3 separate regions of the Mus musculus genome follow, and regions 2 and 3 are each linked to region 1. The links are chromatin loops, found by intact Hi-C in ENCODE. Cell type or tissue: gastrocnemius. All regions are shown on one strand. Links, peaks and the distances in the headings refer to the core of each region. The heading gives the core; the rest is flanking DNA.

What was found. Peaks named below come from ENCODE experiments on the same cell type or tissue, not always from the same donor. Only the 100,000 strongest peaks of a DNase experiment are listed, where the experiment ranks them.
Region 2: a loop joins it to region 1, with 2.3 times the contacts of the local background. A loop is called at or near these places in 2 of 42 quality-filtered maps.
Region 3: a loop joins it to region 1, with 5 times the contacts of the local background. A loop is called at or near these places in 4 of 42 quality-filtered maps.

Annotation. Positions count from the first base shown.
Region 1 is chr8:126,732,523-126,740,344 of GRCm38, forward strand. No RefSeq gene overlaps it. Among named protein-coding and RNA genes, the nearest start is that of Gm31603, 6.7 kb to the left of the region's middle. In gastrocnemius, for the core only: a CTCF peak has its summit at 4,340; DNase peaks (open chromatin) are centred at 2,684, 3,095, 3,707 and 4,295; H3K4me3 peaks cover 1,901 bases; H3K27ac peaks cover 4,000 bases.
Region 2 is chr8:126,611,599-126,619,420 of GRCm38, forward strand. No RefSeq gene overlaps it. Among named protein-coding and RNA genes, the nearest start is that of Gm31546, 19 kb to the left of the region's middle. In gastrocnemius, for the core only: a CTCF peak has its summit at 4,357; no DNase peak of the experiment used is centred there; H3K4me3 peaks cover 464 bases; H3K27ac peaks cover 4,000 bases.
Region 3 is chr8:126,870,662-126,878,483 of GRCm38, forward strand. All of the region lies in intron 1 of Gm31718 (a long non-coding RNA gene), which reads right to left. Among named protein-coding and RNA genes, the nearest start is that of A630001O12Rik, 26 kb to the left of the region's middle. In gastrocnemius, for the core only: a CTCF peak has its summit at 4,422 (motif pointing left); no DNase peak of the experiment used is centred there; H3K4me3 peaks cover 957 bases; H3K27ac peaks cover 3,797 bases.

The DNA.
Region 1 (7,822 bases), core at 2,049-6,048:
AGAAATGGAGCCAAGACCCACAGGAAGGAACAAATGGACCCCACTGGGAATTTTCCATCACGGTTGCTGTATTTTTTTTTAATTCCCAAGATAAATGGGATTTTACTTATAGGACTTGGGGCTCCATTATTTGTCAGATACTTTTAGCTGCTGCCAAGGAAACAAGTAAATTGGTTGTGCACCTGGCCAGCTGATGCAGCCTCAGAAGTCACTTGACCTCATGAAAAGGCCCTAGTTTTTCTCTCCGTTAGCACACATTCTGTCTCTTCTTCCTGGCTGCATTTGTGTGTGTGTGTGTGTGTGTGTGTGTGTGTGTATTTGTGTGTGTTGTGTGCTTGAGTTTGTGTGCATGTTTGTGTACATATGTGTGTGTGCATGTGTGTGTGTCTGTGTATTTGTGTGTGTGTGTTTGTATGTATATTGTGTGCTTGAGTTTGTGTGCATGTTTGTGTACATATGTGTGTGTGTGTGTGTGTGTGTGTGTGTGTGTGTGTGTGTGTGTGTGTGTGTATAGAGGCTGTAAGCAAAGTTAGGGATGTCTGGTCACTCACTGTTTTGCAATCATCCTCCAGAAAGGGGTCCCTTCTCTGGGAAAGGACCTCTGCTAAGGGAAGACATTAATTTATGACCCTGTGTCCAAGGCACAAACAAACAAACAAACAAAACAAAACAAAAACAAAACACCCCAGTGCATTACAACACATATTTTAATATTTTTGCATATGTGTGCACATCAAAGGATCAGCCCCTCAGAGGCAGCCGGAGCACACAGACGCCTCTATTTCTTCCTTCAAAAGAGGGGAGCGAGCAGAGAGAACAGGGTTCTGGAGGAGAGCATGTCTGCAGCTCCTTTCCCGAGAATGAATCACAGCCCTCAGGCTAAACCAGCAGGTGCCGTGAAATCTGGCTGACGGGTCAAGCTCAAGGTGATGTGCCTGCTGAGCCTTCTCTCTGTTCAGCTAAGCTCCCATCACACTGTTGGTGCCGCTTGGGTAAGTAATTATGACTAAGCGTGTAAGCAGAAGGGTCTGCCCACTGTAATTACTCCCCAACAAGTCCCTGCAGAGCCTGGGAGTTCCCCCAGAGGCCTGTTTGGGCCATTTCTGGAGAGGGTAGGTCAAGGTGGGTCTCCTGGATAATGTCAGAACCCGAATCAGAACCCAATGCAACTGACTGTATGGGCATTCTGGCAGGAAGACTCGAGTTAAAGCTCTGGGGTTTCTAAACCATTAAAAACCCAGTTGGAATGTTCAGATGCATCTGTAAATGTCTCAAAGTAAACAAAGCTCTGTCCCTCCAGAGCAATCATGTGCGTGTGCTTCCATTCACACAGAGTGGATGTGCACAGGTGTGGAGCCACAGGTCATCTGCAGGTACCACCTGTGACCAGCCTGGGTGCTTGACCAGCACGCCCTAGGGAACCCTCCCTTCCCCACTCTTCCTGCTCTGGAGTTACCGAAGCCCACACTCTGCCAGGTTCTGGGGTTGAATTCAGGTCTTCATGCTCACATGGCAAACGTCTTATGACTGAGCCGTCTCCTTGGCTCTCAGTCCTTTCCCACAGAAATATAACATGAGCCATGTGTGTTCAGTAAGATTTTTCTAGAAGCTGTACTAGAAAAAGAAACATGCGAGGTTAGGTTTAATGATATGCACAGCCCAACAGACCTCAAATATAGGATTTCATCATTCAAGCAGTTATTTTATTTGTATTTGAGATATTTTCCACACTTATTGTGTGTGTGTGTGTGTGTGTGTGTGTGTGTGTACTTTCAAGTCTTCAAGGTCTGTGTGGGTATCCCACACAGACTGATTGGGATTCTGATGATGAGTTCCACAGGCCAAGTGTGTGAGACACGGTGTCGTTCCCTTCATACGGGTTGAAGAGTGTCCCAGAGAGTGAATCTGTGCTATGGGGAATTTGTTTTGATTTAACGTTCCTGGCTGGATGCTAAAGTTCCTGGTGTGCACCTATAATACTAGCTCAAGAGCCAGAGACGGGAAAATGAGCAAGTTCGATGTGAAGAAGGACTATATGGAGAGCTGTTGCCCAGCCCCCAGCCCCCCAAAATATTTGCTTATTATAAAGGAAATTTTTCCAAAAAAATATTTCCAATTCTTGCCTTACACATATTTATATACAGGGCATGCTTGTCACTCCATGTGTGTGGAGGTCAGAAAACAGCTTGTAGGAGGTGAGTCTATCCTTTGACCTTGGAGTTCTGGGGACCAAAGTCAGCTCATTGGCCTTGACAGCAAATGGCTTTACTCCCTAGCCATCTCAACACCCCACCTCACCCCATCCCACCCCTGATTGTTTTTAAGTAGTACCAAGCAGGCGCTCCCTACAGCAACCAAAATATCCTGACTCAGGTTAATAATTTATTGCCTCCCACAGTGGAAACATAAATAAGACCAGCTTCTAGTCCTATTTGGGTTTGCTCTGGCCTGTGGGTCATTCACCCATGTGTGGTGAGCGTACATGTAGTCCTGTATGCTCCACTCTGGATACTGCCCTCGACAACAGACTATCCTGGTGACAGCCAAGTGGACAAAACCTTTTGTGGTTGTGTGGATGAGGATGCTTCCTATATGGGGGCACTAACCCTGGGCTCTGAAGAGCAGCCAGAAGCCACGGAGAAAGCAGGGAGGGAGCATGCCCAGTGGGAAGAGAAGCCTATAGCTGCCAGCAAGCAGGGAGACCTGGGGGATGGGGTGGGGTGGGGTTAGAACCAGCCCTCAGCAGGCCACATGCCTGGAAGAAACCACACTACTGTGGAGACAGTTGTCAGGCAGTGCTGTCCGACTGAAATATGACACCCATCACATAGATGGCATTTTCTAGTAGCCATGTTTATAAAGGTCAAAACGCACAGGTGCAATTTATTTTTAGATCATATTTTACTGGAACACACTTCCTCTGGAATATTATTGCTTGAACAGGTGAGACCGCTCACTTTTTTTTTTTTCTAAAGGAACTCTTCGAAATCCACCCTGCGGCTGGCACAGTTGTCCAGCTCCATTTGGTGCGGCTGTGATTCAACTGCTCTGAGTCACGTGGGCTCGAGGCTGCCACGTCTGGCTGCACAAGCCCATATGTGGTTGTACGTCATGAATAGTAACCTCTCCTCCAGCTCAGGGTCCAAAAGAGAGGTCAGGCCAACGGGAAGGGAAGGGGCTAAAGATCCACAAAGGAGGTAAAGCCTCCCACCTCCTCCAAGAGAGAGCAGATTGGGCAACCCGGCTCTCTAACCAGGGCAGGACAGGAGATGGAGACAGCGGTCCCCTTCCCCCACAGTCCCAAGGGTGTCAGTGTGAATAGTGTAACCAAGAAACAGAGCCCTGAGGAACATTTGCTAAATTCTGCCAAGTGCCTGGACACCAGATCACAAGGCTGACCCAGAAAAGAGCAATTGTACCTGCAGGGGAGGCAGGGCAGGCGAGGCCACCCCGGGTCAGCAGGCGCCTCCCACACTGCCAGGGAGGCGTGCCGGTGGTGGCCTAATGTGGAAATGTTTGAATGTGGGGCAGCGAGGCACTTGGGCTGGCTGGAGTCAGCCAGGGTGACAGGAACCAGTCATGCTGGGGCGGGACGATGGAGAAAGCTTGCCAAGACCCCGACAACATCTTTCCTAATAAGTCTGGCAGGCTCCAGGCCTTGGTCCCCCTCTGAACGACCTCTCCCTTCCACTCCGGTCTTCTCCAAGGAGGAAGGAGAGCGAGCCAAACAGAGCAGGAATTTGGACCCAGGCCTGGCTTTCCCCTCACGGGGCTCTGCAGCTACTCCAGTGCAGAGTGGATGAAGGCCTTTTCCCACAATGCTCCTCTGGACACTTGACTGCGCTGGCCACACTCCATCTGCAACCTGGGCACAACCTGGGCTCAACTGTTGCAGCCCCGTGCCAGGAGAGACCCTTATGGAAACACCCCTCCTCTCTCCCCTCCTCTTCCTCCTTCAGCTCCCTGGGCAGAAGCCTCCACCTCATTTTAGGAGGCCCCTCCCTGCAGTGGGAGCCTGGAGCCACCCTGCTGGCTGTGGATCCTGGCTGCTGGGCCTGCTTGCTCAGGAGAGGTTTGCTAAGTCGGATGTCCCAGCCCCACTCAAAGGACAGGCACAATGACAACATGTGTGTTTGGGTCGGGACACTTTGAACTATGATTCCCAGAAAGAACAGCTTGTACAGCCACTCCGAGTCTCCCAGCAACAAAGAATGTACCGTAGATTAGGCCTGGCTTGCAAAACATTTTTTTTTTTAAAGAGGCACAGCCCAGTCCTTTTATAGGGTCCTGGAACAACGGTGGCTGAGTTAAAAAGCACAGAACAGCAGCGTCACCCACTGTCAATACTTCGTGACCTCCCTCGGCTCATCAGTTCTCCTAAGGTTGGCTTTTTCCCCGAGTCTCTAGACCCGGGTGTTGGTGAAGGTCAGCTGCAAATGGATGAGACCTTTAGGAGGAGGTGACCAAGAATAATTTGCTCAAAGTCTGTAGATGATTAATTAATGTGCTTCTGTTAAGCATAGTTAATCTTTACTCGGAACAGTCGCTGATAAGGGAGAGCTTGGGGGAAAAATGAGTACGTTAACCATTAATCCTGGGAAACACCATAAAAATTAGGATGGAAAACCGTGGATCTGGGAGAGGAATTAGGAGGCTAGAGGGGTCAGCCAGAGGAACCTGACCATGCAAGGAGGTGCACAGAAAGCTGGATGGGAGACCTTAAAGTTCATGCATGCTCAGAGCTGGGGACATGCATTTGTGTTTATATGCTCGTGTGTGTGTGTGTGTGTGTGTGTGTGTGTGTGTGTGTGTGTGTGTATGTGTGTATGTGTGTATGTTTGTGTATATGTGTGTGTACATGTGTGTGTGTGTGTGTGTGTGTGCATGTGTGTATATGTGCATTGTGGTATATGTGTGTATATATGTGTATGTGCATTGTGTATATGTGTATGTGCATTGTGTATATTTGTGTGCATGTGTGTATATGTGTATGTGTGGTGTATGTGTTGATGTTGTTGATGACTGTGTTTGTTTTCCTTTCTTTCTCTTAGTTCCATTACATTGTATAAAAACACTGTGAAAAACAGCATCGCAAGCATGGCACATTGCAAGAAAACCTGATTTTAGTGGCCCTTTTCATTCTAATTTCCCACAGCTAAGACCAGGACTCATTCATTCCCTTGTAGGTATTATTCTCTGGTTCCTCTGGAGAGCAGGGGGAGCCCAGGCTAGAGGAAGCCACTACTAGCAGATGACACCTTGGGGCCACTCCGCTGTATCTGTACACACCCTGTCTCCTGCCAGGCTCCAGAGCTACCCCTCCTTCAGGTTCTCATTTCTGTCCTAGAGAAATTTCTCAGCACCCAACAGCTTCCTGCAGCAAGTCCAAGAGTCAGGACCAACACTCCTGCCTGTCATAGACAGCCCCCAGACTCCACCAGGGTGTTTCTCTGCTAGCATGGTTGCCACAGAGTCTCTGCAGGTCAGAGACAAACCCTTACTGAAACCATTACACATATGGGGCACATTCTGTGTGCAAAACAATGTGAAGAGCTTCCTGGTCATGGAGGCTGGGTCCCATTCCTGGGGGTCTTTGGGGAAGAGGAAGAAGCTTGTGATAGGCACTTGAAATGTAACAGAAACAAGGAATTTCAAAACCAAGAGAACTACTGCACCCCTGAATGGCTGAGGTGGTTCACAGCAAAGCTCTGTGGTATCAGAAACTGGCTCTGAGGTCAGATTTGGGCTTTGCCAGGGTCTAAGTCATCCAAGGTGACCTTGAACTCACTCTATAGCCCAGGTGCATCTTGAAGTTTCAGACCTCCTGCCTCAACCTCCTAGGTAGCTAGGGAGGGCACCATCAGGCCCAGATGCAACAACTGTCTTGTTGCAGCTTAGGAAGCAGGCTGGAGATGGAGAACTGAGACAGGAGCACATTGACAAGATCCCGATGTGAGAAATCAAAAGCCTGAGACAGGAGAGTGTCCACGGGGAAGGAGAATGAGAACAGACAGAGGCCACCATAAGCTCAAAATCTTGCTTGTGGTGACCCAATGGCAGAAGATACTGCCAAGCAGAAGAGGGTAGATCTCTAGGGGGACTGTTAGTGATGCCCCAAAGGGCTCTAGGCTGCCAACTGCAACTCTCCAGTATTCTAGAAATGAGATTCCTGGAGGTGAGACATACAGTGGCCTTGTCCAGGTGGAATCTCCTACCTCCCAAAGTGTTTGTAAGTTTCTCAAGCCCAGGATGTGGCCTTGAATTCCCTGGTCCTACAGATGGATCACACAGTAGGTTTTGTGGAACAGCACTGAATGCCTGAGATCAAGCACGAGAACTTGAGGACAGCTCCTGTTGGTGTAGGCAACGCCTTTCTTGTCTTTACATGGGGTCATAAGGTTCTTGTTTTGAGTGGAAGTGGGGAGTGGGGATCAGAAAAAGCAACAAGCCTGCTGCCGTGAAACTCCCATTTCTGTAAATTAAACCCAAGCAGTAACTCTTCTAACAGGACACCATGGGTTCTAGTTTTTAAAGTAAAGAAAGAACCATCATTAGAAATGAGCCTATGCCCCACTTCTGTTTCTTGAGATGACAGAGTTCCCCCATCCTTCCCTGCCTTCCAAGGCTGGAATCAGAGACAAGAGAACGGTGGAGCTGACACTCTCAGGGCAGCAGGCCCACATGTAGAGTCAGGTGTCCCCTCAAAGCAGGGGAATGGGGCCCCATGCCACTGTACTCTGCTCTGACTTGCTGGTCAGCCAATAAGGCCTCTTCCAACTTCCAGCTTCTTGCTTCCTGTGGCTTTGGGTGATGGTACTGGGAAAGGATTGTGGTGGGATCCAGCTTTGTATCTAGGAGAAGAGTGAGGGAAATTGGGTAAGGTGGTGCGTGCCTGTAATCTCTTGGGAGATACATGCAGGATGGATGGAAGTTCAAGGCCATTTTTAGCTACCTATTGAGTTCAAAGCCAACCAGGACCACCTGAGACCCTTTTGTTCAAAAAAAGCAAAATTAAAAAGGTTTGAGGGTATATACAGAAGAAGCTGAAGCTAATCTGGGATAGCTACATAGTGAACCTACACCCCAGGCCTAGGAGAAGCTGAAGCTAATCTATGCAAGCTACATAGTGAGCCCATGCCAGTCTGGGCCATAATGAGATTATGTCTCAAATGGCAAAAAAGGGGATCAGGAAACAAAGGAAGGAAGAGAGGGTAAAGGAAAAGGAAAGACAAACCACAAACAAAAAACAAACAAAGCATAGGTTGGTATTTCAGACCATATTCATTGCCAGTTTTAACTCAATCATGGCGCAAAGGTAGTCATTGGGAGGCTGATCCCAGCAGTTACAGGGTTCAGTATGACCTTCATTTGGCAGAAACGGCTGAGGTTCCCGCTGGGCACGTCTCCACCTCGGTTCTAAACACTTTCAGAGTCAAAGTGATACGCGGTTGTTACATGATGAGAACAAGAGGCGCGGGCATTAAAGTGGTTTTATGGCTCTGGCTTGGGTTTGTAAACTGAGCAAATAGAAAAATCTCAGGAATAAAAGGAGCAATAAAATAATCACATAATACTTTGAACTCTCCCTAAATAACCACCTTTATTTCAAGGCTCTCCGTATGTTTTACAGGCAGGTTTAGAACTGTAGGCTCGTCCCCCTTTTTATCAGTGGGGAAACTGAGTCACTGTGCAGTAAAGGTTAGAGAGCCCACAGGGTTTGTTTTGGGGTGGGGAGGAACTCTGGGAAAACCACTCTGTAACACTTTAGGGAAGGGTCAACTAGAGAGTGCCCAACCATGCCTCCTCCCTGAGTCTAACCATG
Region 2 (7,822 bases), core at 2,232-6,231, 120 kb before region 1:
TCAGCTCAGGGTGTCATGGGGAAATCACCTTGTGGATCCTGCTTGCTGCCAACACCCAAGGGCCTTAAGTGAAGGGGACCACAAGGAATCTGGGGGTCTCCACCTGCCCTGCCAAGGGGGTAGGGAAGAGGAGAGGTGCCTAGACAGGTACAGATGTGTTTGTGTGCATGTGTGAATGAGTGTGCATGTGTTCAAGTGAATGTGTATGTGTGTGTGTATGTGTGTATACGCACATGTGTATGTGTGTGTAGGTGTGAATGTGCATGTACATATATGTGTATATGTGCATGTGTGTACCCATGTGCATGTGTGTACGAGTATGCATATGTGTACAAGTGTGAATGTGTATGTGCACATTCTTGTGTGTGTGTGTGTGTGTTGGGTTGGGAGGGGTGTCACCAGCTGTTCCTACTGAGGTTCACATAAACCGTTTCCAACTTTCAGCAACAAAGGTTCTGCAAGAAAGAATTGTGACTTCTGCATCAACTTAGTGTCCCTTCCCCAGGCGGCTGTTAGGGCTTGAGGCTGGCGCCAGTGGGAAGCACCAGGAGCCACTCGGTCCCTTAGGTACCTTGTGGAATTTCTCAATCTAATTTTGTTTAGTTTGGGGGAACTTTTTTCTTTTAGATATTTGGTCCTAGGGAAAAAAAAATTTCCTGTGGTTTCTCTCCTATTCACCCTTAGTAATCGCTGCTTTTGAGAAAGACTTTCTCCATTTTCCCATAAAACCAAAACATGGCAGACATCCCTTGTATCTGGATTCCACTCCCACCGCCTGCTGTCCCCCCAAGCCCTTTCTTCACCCAGGGCTTGTCCTCTTGTCCTTGATGAAGATCCTTCCTGCAGAATCCGGCTGGATGAATAGAAACTCAGGGTTGCATGTGGCCTGAGTCCTACCCACAAGGTTCCAGGAATACCCTCTGCCTCAAGGACCTCAGGCTTCATAGCAGGGTGTGTGGGAGAGTCCAGTTCCCTCTGATGTAACCCTGGTTGTCCTGTGTCCCTTTTCCCTGTGGGCACTTGTAACTCATCACCCTTCACCGGCTGCTCCTTAACTGTCACCTGGGTCAACTGTCCTGTACAGTGCCACGTGTTCTTCTTCAACCAGGGCTTCATCGCTCCATCTTCCCATGACTTCTGTTGTGACAGTTTTATAAAGAGACCCTTGTAGCCTATTCTTTGGCTGTCAGACTACTGGGGACTCCAAGAAACTGGAATTTCTCTGGGAATCTCAAGCTGTCAGATGGAGAAGGCCTTGTGCCAGCCAGAATCCCCCAGGAAGGGTCACACAGGTCTGACCATGTGTCACACCACCTCACAGGAGACTGGAGCCCAGGTGGTGGTGGTGGTGGTGGTAGTGGTGGCAGTGGCAGCGGCAGCAGCTCAGTGATGGGCGGGGCCACACCTTGGCCAGATCTGCTTCTCTGCGCATTCACTTGCTTTCTACTTAACCCTAAACCTCATGCCAGGATCTCAGAGATGGACTTGAGGGTTGCTAGACCCCTTTGTTCTTCCCACTGTGGCCACAAAAAATAAATCTCTTTTCTCTGCTTTTATTGCTACTTCTTTAACTGGGGAGGGGTAGCCCTGGCTAACTTTTTTTTATAGCTACCAGGACTCAGGCTTTGACCCCAGCAACCCCATAACATTCTCCCTGACGTTTGTCTCACACAGCCACCCACCTGCTGTTTGCTAACCATCCTTTCTTTCTTCAGCTGGGAGGAGTCAGGAGCAAGCAGCCTGTGAGTCACGTTCCCTTAAGGGTTCCCACTGATATGCTGTGATCATGGACAGGTCCCCTGACAACCAGAACTTCTGCCACAGCGGCTCTCGGTACCCCACAGGTGAAGTCCTAGGTATTTACTGACTACATTTCACTCTCAAGAGGGACAGGGGCATTTCCACAATTCCCCTGTGGGTGGGGGTAGGGACTTAGATAGGCCGAGTCCCCAGCAAGCCCAGAATGTGTGATTCTTGCCAGCATCTGAGACCCCAGACAGAGGTGAGAATAGGAGTGGGTAGCCCCCAGCTTCCTAGCTCACAAAGCACAAATCATCACTAGATACAGGCTCCGTGAGGAGTAAGAAATCGGTACCATCGTGCAGCTGTAACCTGCATGCTGAAAGAGTCGGACATGACTGTCAGCAACATGACAGCCTGGGAAATGGGTACAAGGTGGGGCAAAGCCTTCCCGGTGGTTAACAAGGTTCTCCTGTTATCCCAAGCCCTGATCTCAAGCATCCTGCCATGTCCTGCCTTCAAAGGTGAAGGTGAACCTGAGTCTCAAGAACATGCCTGTTTCTACTACCTAAAGAAACATCCGGCCAGCTTATTAAAATTAGGCTAGAGGAAAGCCCAGCAAGGCCCCAGTCCGACTCCAAGAAAGCCGAGTGTCTTCTGAAAATAGGGTTGGGGTGACTGCAAGTAAGACCTTTCTCTGGGAGGACTAGCCAGCCACACTTAGATAACAGAGTACAAAGTACAACTAGGATCAAGGATGAGTCCCAAGCAAGCATAGAAAACCAGTGTATACTGTGCAACCAGGATCAGGGATCAGTATCCAGGCAAACAGCCAGCCAGTGTGCAGTGTGCATGCAGAATCAGCCAAGGTAGGTGACTAATGTTTAGAGTGTGACCAGGATTGAGGATCAATATCCGGACAAACCTAGAGGCCCATGTGCAGCGTGCAACCAGGACCAAGGGTCAGTGTCCAGGCAAACAGACAAGCTATGTCCAATGTGTAATCCAAACTGTGAGTCAGCGGAATCAGAGACAGAGCCAGAGCCACCCATGCTTGGCTGAGAAACCAGATACCAGCTCTGGGCAGGAACTCACCCTGGGGAAGCTGTTGCCTCATTCTCTAGGCCCTTACCTCTTGCCTTCCTACAAAAACCAGGCCAAACAGGATTTGGGGTGTGGCCAGGCTGATCAGCCTACGTCACCATCCCGGTCACAGTCTGTCTGGGCAGAACCCAAGGGGTCTGTGGGTTCTCGCAGCCTTCTGCATCCTACTGTAATATGGGTAGATTTCCTGGAGGCCACCGAGCATACTCCTTCAGTAGAGGCTTTACCTCAGACCAGCAGGTGTTCAAGAGGAAGTGGGGGCGGTTCCATGTCTCTCTGGGACTTGCACCCCAGTTGACAGGGTCACAGGGACAATCTGAGGCATACCCCTGGGATCTGTGGCCTTTGGCCCCCAGGCAGCCCACCCATAGCTCAGAAGGTATGAAGTGGGAGGTGAAGGAGAAGCACCGGAAACCTGGTGGGAAACAGACATGGGAACACGTGAGCACTTGTCCATCTCACTGGCTGGGTTCCATGTGTCACCTCTGACTGCCCTGCTCTGTGCGTTGTCAGCATTGAACACTTGATGTGACCACACCCCCTGGTCTCCAGGCTGCAGCCCTTTGGAAGGATGTGCCTGTGTTGGCTACATTTCTTCTTGCCTTGACAAAATCTTGGACAAAAGCAATTTGGAGCGAGAGAACGTCCATCCTTCACAGTGGGGACTGTACAGGAGAGTTCAGGGTGGCTGGAGGCTGTGCTAGAGCTCCTGACCTGACCATCAGACTAGGAAGTGGAAAGGACACCATAGCTCCTCATGGAAGCAGAAACTGGTTAAGACCCTGTTCTCCAGTGACTTACTTTCTCTAGCTAAGCCCCGGCTCTTAAAGGGTCCATGTTTCCCCCAAGCATCATTCCTACTGCATAAACCTGAGAGGGACATTTTGCATTTAAAGTCACAGTCAAGTAGATCAACCTTGGCCAGAAACAATTTCTCTTTCCCCAGCAACTAAATACAGTACTGCAGATCTTGGGGAACCTGGAGAGGAGGGTGACAAGAGTCAGGGGTGAGGAGAGACAAGAGCTGGCCTGTCATCCCTATATGAGGGGTGTCCCTGGTGGCTGGAGATCCTGGAGTGCCTTTGTTTTCCTAGGGACAGCAACTGCCTCAACCCGTGGTGTGAATGCAACAGTTGGCCCATTTATCACTTTGATTTTTAACTCCCACCTTCTCAGTCCCATCCCCCACCCTGTCCCATATCAGCAGTTCAGTGGATGCTCTGCTCCCAGGGGTGTGACTTTTTAAAAAGGTAAAAACTGTTGGCTGGTGGATGAGGGGGAGCCAGCCTGGAGGAGCCAGCATCTGGTTTTACAAGTCTGGGATCTCCTTTCAACCCTCTCAGTTCGCTGCTCTCCAGATGGACAGGGAGGCTCGGAATGCATGTGGGAGACCGGAGGTTGGGGCTGGCGGTGAGGCATTGCAGAACCTCCATGAGTAAGAATGAGTAACCAGCTCAGAGCTCCTCCTAGCTGGGCAGAGGCACTGACCCAGTTCTGTATCAGCTGAAGGTGGAGCTGGTGGGGCTGGTGCCTGGTGTGGGCTGAGAAACCACCCAGATCTGCATACAATGGGCCACTGCAAGCCCAGAGACCCGGAAGTCCTCCCAGAGCTCACGCCCCTGCTTCCCGTCCTGCATAGCTGTGTGTGGGAGGGGCCCCAACCACCCACTCATGTCCCCGCTTCAGGCTTCCAAACACTGCTATTGACATCGGTCTCAAACAAGGAACAAAACCAAGAAGTTACTCTTGGGGTTGCCCAGTCTCCTGAAGACAAAAGAGGGTTGGTCTTTCCTCAGAAGCATTCCTGGAGGAGAGACTGCTCATGAAACCCACAAGAGAGTTACAAGAACTCAAATGAAAACAAAGATAATGGTGGCCCTGCCTGGGGATTAAGTAAGCAGTCAATGCTAAGGGGGACTCTTCTGTGGAACTGCCTGCTAGCTGTGCAGAGAGCTCCAGTGCTGTACATTGCATGAACTGGGGACTAGCTGTATTGCGAAGCAGCTATCACATCATTAAACTCACCCTGTTCACCAAACTAGACGAGGGTAGAACAGTTTCTTCCCTGTGTCATCAGTGAGCTATCTGGAGTGAATACAAGTTCATGTCTCCCTGGAGAAGTTTCTCTCTCTCTCTCTCTCTCTCTCTCTCTCTCTCTCTCTCCTCCCCCTTCCTCTCTTCCCCCTCACTCCCCCCTCCTTCCCTCCCCTCTGCCCCCTCTCTCCCCCCTTTTTTGAGACAGGGTTTCTCTGTGTAGCCCTGGCTGTCCTAGAACTCGCTCTGTAGACCAGGCTGGCCTCAAACTCAGAGATCTGCTTGCTGGGATTAAAGCCATGCAGCACCACTGCTAAGCCTACTCTAGATTCTTTATTTGCTGGCTGGAGCCAGGGCCCCAGAAAGCACAAACCAGATCCACAGGAAGTCACTCTGAGATGCCTGTGACACTAAATCAAGGGGAAAACGAAACGCAAAATATAATGTAAAAGCCATTGCTGTTGAAGTCATTCACTCGGAGGAATTTTCCACATCTTTCTGATGACCTCAGATAGTGTTTGATTAACTAATGGAAGACAGATCTGGATAGAAATGTGTGCGGTTCTGAATTCCAAGCTGTGCTCTGTCTTGGACAGAACTCAGAAGAGGCCATTGGGATTTATCAACAAGAGGGAAAACAAACCCGACTTTTTTTGTGGGTAGCAGCAGTTTGTTTATAGATACAGCAGACCCTGCTGTTCTCTTACAACTGCCCTGAGATCGTTTTGCAGACTGGAGACTATTGTAGGGTACAGGATGTTGTCTGTGGGGACCTGTCCTGGTCCTCCATGAGCATTGGTGGCTCTCTGGTCTTTCTACCTGTATCCTGATGTGAAATCAGAACAGGGCCAGGTGATAGAACTTCTTGGCTTTGGCACGGGGCTCTCCCTTCCTCCAAGTGTATTCTGTGAAGGCAATGGATCAACAGCTTAGTAACTAACCAGCATCCAGACTGACCATCCAGACTGACCATCTCCACACCAGCAAGTGACTTACACCAACTGGAGCATCTTACACAGCCAATGGCATAGGATACCAACCTCAGGCTAACCAGCCAAGGGTATTGGCACACAGGGCCAGTAAAGGGACAAGCTTGAAGCAGTGGTAGGTCTTTAGGGAGAGAGGAGAGTGAGGAGAGATAGGACTGGAGTGGCCTAGAAGGACAACTGTGGCTCGCCACATTGGGAAGCGGAGGGCTGAGGGCATGCTGGGAGCAAGGGGTCTTCAGACACAAGACAATTGCTTAGGGTAGAGAAGTAAGCTCAGAAGGAATAATTAAGCCAGTATGTCTAGGAGTCAGGTGAGGGTTCAAACTGCATTCAAATACTATCTCTCAAGTATCTGGTGAGTCGGTTAGATGGTACTCAGAACACCCCCTGTTCTAGTTAGCCTTTAACTGCCAAATCGGCAGAGCCTCAAGTCATCTGAGAGGAAAATCTCCTTCACAGCATTCCCTAGATCATATCAGCCTGTTCAAATGCCTGTGGGGTATTATCGTGAATTAATAATTGATACAGGAGGTCCTGGCCCACTGTAGGACACGCCATTGCCTGGACAGGAAGGTGGTCATGGGATGTATAATGAAATGAGCGGGCAAACGAAAGAGTGAAAGAGCAGGCAGCACTCCTCCATGGTTCCTGTCTCCGGGTTCCTGCCCTGACTTCCATCAATGATGAATGGTGACCTGAAAATGTAAGATAAAATAAACCGTTCCCTCTCCTGAGTTGCTCTTTGTCAGGATGTTTTAATACAGCAGCAGAAGCAAGCCAGAACACCCAACGCATGATCTAAGGGAAGGAAGGTTGCACCATGCCTATGGCATGCCCTTGGAGAGGTCCTGACTTGGGGCCAAGTTGGAACTGCAGTAAAGGATATGGGTAGAGGGTTCACAGGGTGTTGTCATTGTTATAACGGGAGACATGAGAGGTCTGCCTTTGAAGCACAAGATGGAGGTAGGGGGAGCTATGTGTGCATGGCAGAGGCCAGAGGTTGATGTCAGACACCCTCTTCTCTCTCTTCACCTTATTGCTATTTTTAAAAAAGACTTTATTTTCATTTGTACATCTGTGTGTACGTATGCCTGGAGCTGGAGTTACAGGTAGTTGTAAGCCACCTGACATGGCTGCTGGGAACCGACCTGGTGTCTTCTGGAAGCACAGCAAGTGCTTTTAACCTCTGAGACGTCTCTCCAGCCTCTCAGCTTATATTTCAAGACAGCCTTTGACTGAACCTGGATCTCACCAATTCTGCTAGACTGGCAATCCAGGAGGCCCTCTGCGTGCCCTGGGTATCTCTTTAACATCGGCAGACAAGAACCCAGAATTCCTTGGGCCAGTGCTGAGGCAGAGGAAAGGTTTCTGGTGGTTGGTCTCCCTAGAGGCCTGGGCTACTGCTGATTAACTGACCCCACATCAAAGCAAAGGAGATGCGGATGAGAATAAGCCAGATTGGGCAGAACTTCCTGCAGTTCCCCAAGCCATTGTGCTTCAGAAAGAGGGAAAGAAAAGACATTCTCTTTAGAGGATGATAATGATTGATGATGATGATGGTGATGGTGGTGTGTAATCTGTGGAGCAAGGCCCAGTCACACAGAAAAAGAGAGTGTTTTGGCATTATAGATTGTTGAGTAGCACTCCAGGAAGCCCAAGTACATTTCCCAAGCTTGATGTCATTAACAAAGAGGTGTATACAATGTCTGTCTGTCTGTTTGTCTGTCTGTCCTCTTCTTCCCTTCTTCCTTCCCTCAACAACTCAGTGAAAATTCCAAAGGAGTCTTTGTTCACTGGATGCTGGACAAGCCTCCTTTGTCCCATATCCTGCACTGCTCTTGGCCCACGTTGGTAGATTCCTCCTGGCACCTCCCCCCCAGGAGGTAGCTGCTATCATCCTATACAGAGTGGATGCCTTGCCTGTTCAACATCAGGTGTGGCACCTGTGCTGTAGT
Region 3 (7,822 bases), core at 2,232-6,231, 140 kb after region 1:
GTGTCTCTCTCTAACCATCTTCTCTGCTCTTTCTCTAACCCACTGCCTTTCCCCTTGACAGAGCCGGAAGGATTTGTTTTCAGATACTTCCCGAAGTTTACTCTCTGACTCGCATTCGCAAAGTAAGGAATTAGAATATAAGATATAAAAGCCAAGAGAGAAAAAAGAAACAGGAAAAGTCGGGGTGCAGAAGACCACAGGGGATGAGGTGTTCCAAGAAGGTCCTGGGGACAGCAGCTGTGAGTGCGTAGGTGGTAGAGCCTCTCCTGGAGTACCCCAGGAGCATGTGGAGGCCCATAAGCTGAGACATGATAAGCAAGGGGGCACATAGATTAAAATGAACTATGAGGGACATCGAGGGTAGGGAGAAATGTGGCAGAAACACAGAGCCCTTTATAAACCTATGTGAGGAAATGTGTGTTGCCTAGGACTATAGAGCCATTGAGATTTATGAGCAGCATCACAGGGTCTGATGCAAGTCTTTTAAAGTACCATGTTAGCTAACATGTTGAATATAGACTGGAGAATATTCTGGGATGGCACCTATAGCAATATATATCATCTCCAATAAGGAAATAAAGAATATATGTCATGGGGAATAGCAAAAAAAAAAAAACTTCATAGATACCCACTCCATAAATAGCAGGCAGGGGCAGATAAGAGGGCTGTAGAGGTGTTTGGCATCAAACCCTTATGACCTGAGTTCAATCCCCAGCAACCACATGGTGAAAGGAGAGAACCAATTCCCCCAAATAATTCTCTGACCTCCACATACAACATGGCAGGCGCACTTGCACATCCAAACAAAGGAATAAATGTAAATAATTAAAAGAAAGGTCTCTTACATTTTAAACCTTTAAACATGAGGTCAGGCAAGGTGGTGCACACTTGTAGTCTCAGCACTTGCCAATCAGAAGCAGAAGAATGCCAAGTCTAAACACAGCCTGACTACCTAACAAGGCACGACTTCACAACTCCAAGGGCTGGTCAGCGCTTGGGAGACAGAGGCAGGTGGATCTATGAGACCTCAAGGCCAGCCTGGTCTGCAGAACTAGTTCCAGGACAGCCAGGGCTATATAGTATAACCCTGTCTTAAAACAGACAGAAACAAACAGATCTAAGGGCGGGCTGGGGAGCTCCGGGTGTAGTTCAGTGGTGGCAAGTTTGGTTTTCCTGAGTGAGACTCCGATGAGGGGCAAGGGAGAGATCATAAATGGTCGTTAGGAAAACTCAGAAGCCGATGTAGAGAATTCAAGACAGTATTAAGAGTAAAAGGATGAAGCCATCCAGAAATAAGGACTGGGTTTTAAAAACAGAGCAAATCCAGAAGATCCAGACTTAAGATCAGCAGCGAGGATAAATGGGAACGCAACACCGCAAATGGCAGGAAGTAAGAGAACTGAAGGGGATCGGGGAGAAAGGGCCAAAAACAAATGATGGGCAGATGGGAGCCAAGAGTCCCCCCTCCCCCGAAACTGAAAACTGAAGCAAAGAGCAGAACAAAGTTAAAATCAAGCCACTCAGGAAAACCTTTCTGGAGAAATGTCACAAATGTACGAAAGTGCAGGCAGAAAGTAAAAATAAACACGCTGGAATGGTTTCTGGTAAAAATTTTTAGATTTCAGAGGAAAGTACGAAGCCGCCTGCATATGCAACGATGTTTGTAGGACAGATCTGGGCTAGAAATTTATAATTAGAAAAGATCCGGGGAGGCAGAAACAGGTGGATCCCTGGGAGACGGGCCAGCCCAGACTGGCCTACTTGATGGGTTCTGGGACAGTGAGAGACCCTATCTCAAAACACAAGGTGGATGGCTGAAAACTGACACATGAGGTTGACCTCTAACCTCCACATACGCCCCCAAACATATGTACATGTACATGCATATACACACACACACACATGAAGAATTCAGACGGGACATAGCAAGGAGGGCTGATATCTGTCACATATCTGGGCCTCAGCCGGGAAGTCTCAAAAGCTGGGGTAACTCCATAGCTGAGGTTTGGAGTCAACTAGATGCCTGACCTCTCAGGCATCTGGAGCCAGGACTCAGCTGACTCAGAGACCCAGCCTGCTGACCAGAGGCCTCACGTGTCTTCTCCATGTGGCTCAGCTTCCTCCCAGCACGGCCACCACACAGTGGTCAAACTTCCCTAGTGACAGAGACCAGAAGCATAGGACACAAAACTCAAAACAGAAGCCATATAGCCTCATGAGGCCCCCTGTTTCAGATATCACATAATGTCACAGTCCCCTTACTTACTGGTCAAAGTCATCTCCCATGCATGAGAAGGAGGGACAGAGACCTCATCTATTAGTGAGAGAAGAAGCAGAGCTTTGAGGGTATGTCCTGTAAATCACCAGGGACATATTCCCAGGGTTGTGGTGTTCTTGCATGTCCTGCCTGATACAGTATTGCTTACCTCCTTCATGGCACACTGCTGGTCTGTGAATGTCATGCACTCACAGCCTCCCGCTTCCCTGTAGGGGTCTCGGGGTTCTCAGTTGCTGGGGTGGACATGGAGTCTTTAGTGGGTATGATAATGGCTACTCTCTATTGCCAAATTGATGGGAGTTTTGAATTGCTTCTGAGTGTGCCTTTGAGGGCATTTCCAGAGAGGCTTCACTCAGAAGGGAAGACCCACCCTGAATGAGGGGTGGTCACCATCCCATGGGACAGGACCCCAGATGAATAAAAACAGGAAGGAGACGGAAAGCTGAGCCACAGTATTCTCTCTCTGACTCCAGACTGTGGGTGCCGAGTGAAGAGCTCCCTTCGTCACACTGTGTCCTGCCCACCACGAAGAACTGCACCTTCAAAATAGCCCTGCCAGTTGGTCTTGTCAGGTGTTTTGCCACAGCAACGGGAAAAGTAGCCAAGACAGTTTCTAAACCTGTCAGCGACCCTTCTACCGTGATGGATGGCCCACCCCTGTCTTGCAGCCTGGTTCCTGTTAAATCCCCATAGCTCTTGTCAGGACTCTTAAAAGGAACAAATGTATATTTCTGAATATTGAAAAACACAAAGGCACAAATGTTGAGTTATTAAACAAGTTCACAGTAGCTTCCTCCTCACAATGCTGCTTGATTGAAAATAATTGGGCAAAGAAAATGAATTCCAGACCAAACTGAGTAGTTGTTTTCCTATACAGAAAGAAATTTTTCTCCTCCCACCATCAAAACCCCTAAAAATGCCACTAAGACCGTTAACTAATACCCACTTGGGACAGGAATCATATGACTTTAATCTACAGACTCACACCTTTGGCCTGAGCTGGCTAGACACAGAGGGTGACAAGCTCCTAAGGACTGATAGTCCAACTCTAGAGGTTCTACGGGTCACTGACAACAAGAATTTCTCTTGGATCAACCCTGAGACTGGGCATGAAATTATACGAGAGAGAGAGAGAGAGAGAGAGAGAGAGAGAGAGAGAGAGAAGAAAAGAAAGAAAAAGAAACATAGAGGCAAACCCACATCCCAGAGGGAGGCCAAACCAAGCTAATCAAAGCAAAAGAAAGTCCAGACCCAAACCCAGATCCCACCCACAGGCTCAAATGTGATTCTGGCTGTCTGAAAGCAGTTCTCAGACAGAACCTCAGGCGATGAATCAGTTTCCTCAGACACTGAGGGGGGATAAAGCCACTGCTGCGGAGCCGGAGTGCTGGTCGAGGAGAAGCTGTGAGAATCCAGCAGAGTGGGGTGGGAGTAGGGGGTGGTGCACACAGTGAGAAAAGCCACGGTGAATCCCCAGTCTAGACAGTGAGCCCAGAATGCCCAGGGAAAAGAAGCAAAGGATAAGAATGAAAAGAACAGGTTCAGAGGAGCCAGCTGGATGCACCTCCAAAATGTGGGTGGGGGGAGGGTGGGACACGCAAGACAGCTGTGCAGTCAAAGTTGCTTAAAGTCACAGAGAAGGGGCTGGGGAGGTGGGTGGGCATCCAAAGTGCTGTCCTTGCAAGCATGGGGACTTGAGTTAGACACCCAAGAACACACATAAACAAAAGCCCTGGGTGGTAGCATATCCTGGTTATACCAGCACTGGGGAGGTAGGGGCAGAAGAGTCTGTACAGCTGTCTGCACAACCTAGCCTGATCATTCCCAGGCTCTAAGGATAAATACTACCTTAAAAAAATCCCACACCCAAAAAGGAGAGGAAATGAGGAAGTATTCGTAGGATCCAGTGAGTGGGGAGAGACTTTGGGTTGGATATACATTGATAAAGATACATTGTATACACATATGAATTATCAAAGAATAGAATTTAAAGTTCTGGTAAGTTTAAAAACTAGGGCCTAGAGAGAAGGTTCAACTAAATGAAGAGCACTGTTCTTCCAGAGGACAGTTTCTATTCCCAGCACCTACAGAACAGCTCAAAACCATTTATAGATCCATTTCCAGGGCATCTGGTGCCCTCTTCTGGCCTCTGTCAGGCACAAGTATAGTACGCAGAAATGCAGACAGGCAAAATAAAATAAATCAATAAATCAATCAATAAATAAGGTTTTTGGTTGTTTTTTTTTTAAGATTGAAATTTTAAAAGATCAAGGTGGTCAGCCTGGCCTACAGAGTGAGTTCCAGGACAGCCAGGGCTACACAGAGAAAACCTGTCTCGAAAAACCAAATAAATAAATAAATAATTGAGATGGATAGCACTTGAAGAATAACATCAACATTGTCCTCTTGGCCCCTACATGGCATGCACACACGTGCACATAGGCATACAAGATAAAAAATCATTAATAATAATAATAATAATAATAATGATAAACAGGATGAAAGCACGCATCTCTTTTTCCATCCGGAAATCAACTCACATTATAAACATAAACAACGTCTATCTACGTTCCTACAGAAGGACGATTTCCGAGCAAGTCCATACACCAAGCCATACAATGTGGGCAAGACAGCAGAGCAAAGCCTTGACATACACTGTCTAACTCAGGGAGATGGTTTTGGGATGAACAGGACTCAGAGGTTAAGGGCTGGTCCCAGTGCCTCACAGCAAGCACACTTCCAGGGCTGAGGGAAACAGCTGCCATCTGATAGCAGACCTCTCTCCTGGGACATAAGCTCTGGTACAGCAGTTTCCCTGTCTCTCTACCTAGAAAACTGGCAAATGGTTCTTCTGAGAAAAGCAATGACAAAGACAGGAAGGAGATTTGTAAGCTAGAAAATGAAGGGAGGCAGCCTTCAGGGATCACACTACCTGACATGGGGGTACAGTCCAGTGATTCCATGTCTGTGAGTGAGCAGAGGCCACAGGAAGATGGGCCCTCTTCTGCGCCAGGAAATATCAGTGCAGTGGTAGAAGCAGGTAGAAACTGAAAGGAGCCAGTGTGAGCTGAATATCAGAAGCATCTATGGGCTGGGGAGACACTCGGTATGTAAAGTGCTTGCTTCCACAAGTACAAGGACCCAAGTTGAGATCTCTAGCACCCACACAGAAGCCAGATGTGGCAGTTTATATCTATAATCCAAGTACTTGCGATAGAGACAGGAGGATCCCTGGGGTTCGCTACCTATGCAACCTGACTAAATCAGCAAGCACCCAGGTTCCCCGAGAAGCCCTGTCCGGAGGCATAAAGTGGAGAACGGTAAAAAGGTAGCCAATATCACCCTCCACATGAGAGCAGACTCTGCACCCGGGCTGCAGGATCAGGAATAACTCCAAGTTGTGTCCCGTAATGCCTCTGACTGACAGGAGCAACTGAGACCCTGGGTAATGGCTAATTACCTCCCCTGAACAGCAGGATCATTGGTCATCTTGGCTGCTACCCAAGTCCTAAAAGCTCCTGAGTCAGCACCCCTTCCTCCAGGAGGTTCCTGTGGCCTATGACCCCACAGGTGCTGGGGTTTGCGTAACAGCCCTCCTGACATAATGAGAACCTGGGAAACAAGTCTTTTCTTGGTCGTCTGAAATCACTGGAAGCCACCCGAATGGTTACATGGACACTCTAAGTCAGCATCTTAGTCACGCAAGGTAGCTCAGGGACGGCTGGGGGAGTTTGTTTTCACTTCCCTGAGACTAGGAGGCACATGTGTAAACACAGGTCTGAAAGAGCCCTTGTTCCTAGTCTGTGCGTCCCATCTTCCTGCTCAGCCTCTGCATGTCTGCTGCCAACACCCAGGGCTCCGGTTGCAGCTCCTTACAGTATGAAATGGCCCTGGGGACTGAGGCCAGGGCAGGAGGCCACTATCAAATCTGGAAGGCTGACCCTGGTCCCAGATGCAGGTTATTTTTACAACAGCCTCTGACCCCAGACACCCTGCCAACTCCTCTTACATACCCTCCTCCTCCTCCTCACACTCTGCTCCCACCTGTGGGCTCTCTGTCACTGTCAGCCTCTGGGTGTCTAGTATCCTTCACACCAGACTCCCTGTCCCTCAGTTGCTCAGTGCTGAAAGTCGGATGGTACGATGAGCATGGGATGTTCTCTTGACCTCTGTGGAATCTCGACAGTGGATGTGGGCACCAATCCGGAAAAGTCCCCGGGGGCCACCACTAGAGACTCCGGATCGATGGTTTCTGGGGAAAGAGCTGTGTGCAAGCATTTTAGACTTTGGCCCATTTAGCATTTCAAAATCCTGAAATGTGGCTCTACGGAATTCCCAGTGCTGAGATCATCGCCCAGCACCTCAGAGAGGGTCTATGTTTAGAGGGGGGGGGGGGTCTTCAACTCAATGACTAAGTTAAAATGAGGTCATTAGGGTAGGTCTCCTGTCTATGTAAATGTGGTAGGGACCCTTATTTGAAGAGATTCAAGACAGGGATGTGCTTTAGGTTCTTGGTTCCATCCCCAGTACAGAGAGAAAGTGGAGGTAGAGAATTAGACATTCACAAAGAGGGACAACCATCTACAGTCACAGGAGCCAAGGAGATAGGTCTCAGAAAAAAAATCAATCCTACTAGAACTCCAAGATGTCCCGACAGGCAAAAGCAACTGATGGAACCTATGGTGTAATCAGTCAACCCCCAAGTTGTCCCCTGACCTCTACCCGTGTGCAGCGGCACACATGCCCACACTTGAACATGTGACAATCATCCAGTAATAATAATAAATAATAATAATAATAAATTCAATTAAAAATTCTCAGAAAATAAAAACAAGCTTTCTCTTATAGTTTGGATATGGATACATCCCCACAGGGCTTATAAGTTTGAATACTTGGTCCCAGCTGGCGGCACTACTGTAGGAGACCCTTTAGGATGTGTGGTCTAGCTGACAGGTGAAGGGCCAGAGATAGAAGGCAAGATGCCTAAAGGCTGCATTTGCTTCCAGCCTCTTTCTGATTCCTGATCCACCAAGACAGAACAAGCAACCTCACTGAGCTCCTGCCACCAGTGAATGGAGCCAAATCCTTTCCCACTATGACAAACTACATATTCCCTTAAGTTGTGAGACAGAGACATTCCCCTGGCCCTCTGTCACTTTCTTCTACCAGATATTTGGACACAACAATGAGAAAAAGTAATGAATATACCTGTGACCTCTCTACCCCAGACTTCAGCTTCCAGGACACAGGGTGTCTCTGGCTCTGGGTGGTGACAGGACACCTGTCCTGAAAGTGAGAACACTGTGTATTATTGTCCCCTCCCTCCTTCCAGGTCTCTCCCGGTGGTTTGCCCGCTTTTATGATTTCTAACAGATAAGCAGTGTTGTGCCCTGCACTCTCCTTTCTATCTTTTAATCAGAAAATGAAGACCATCAGGGTGGTCTGTGCTTGATGGAGATCACCACCCACACAGCTTTATGCAGACCCCACCTCTGAGCCTGATTGCTCTTTTTGGACCCTGACTCCATAAGGAGTACCTTCTTC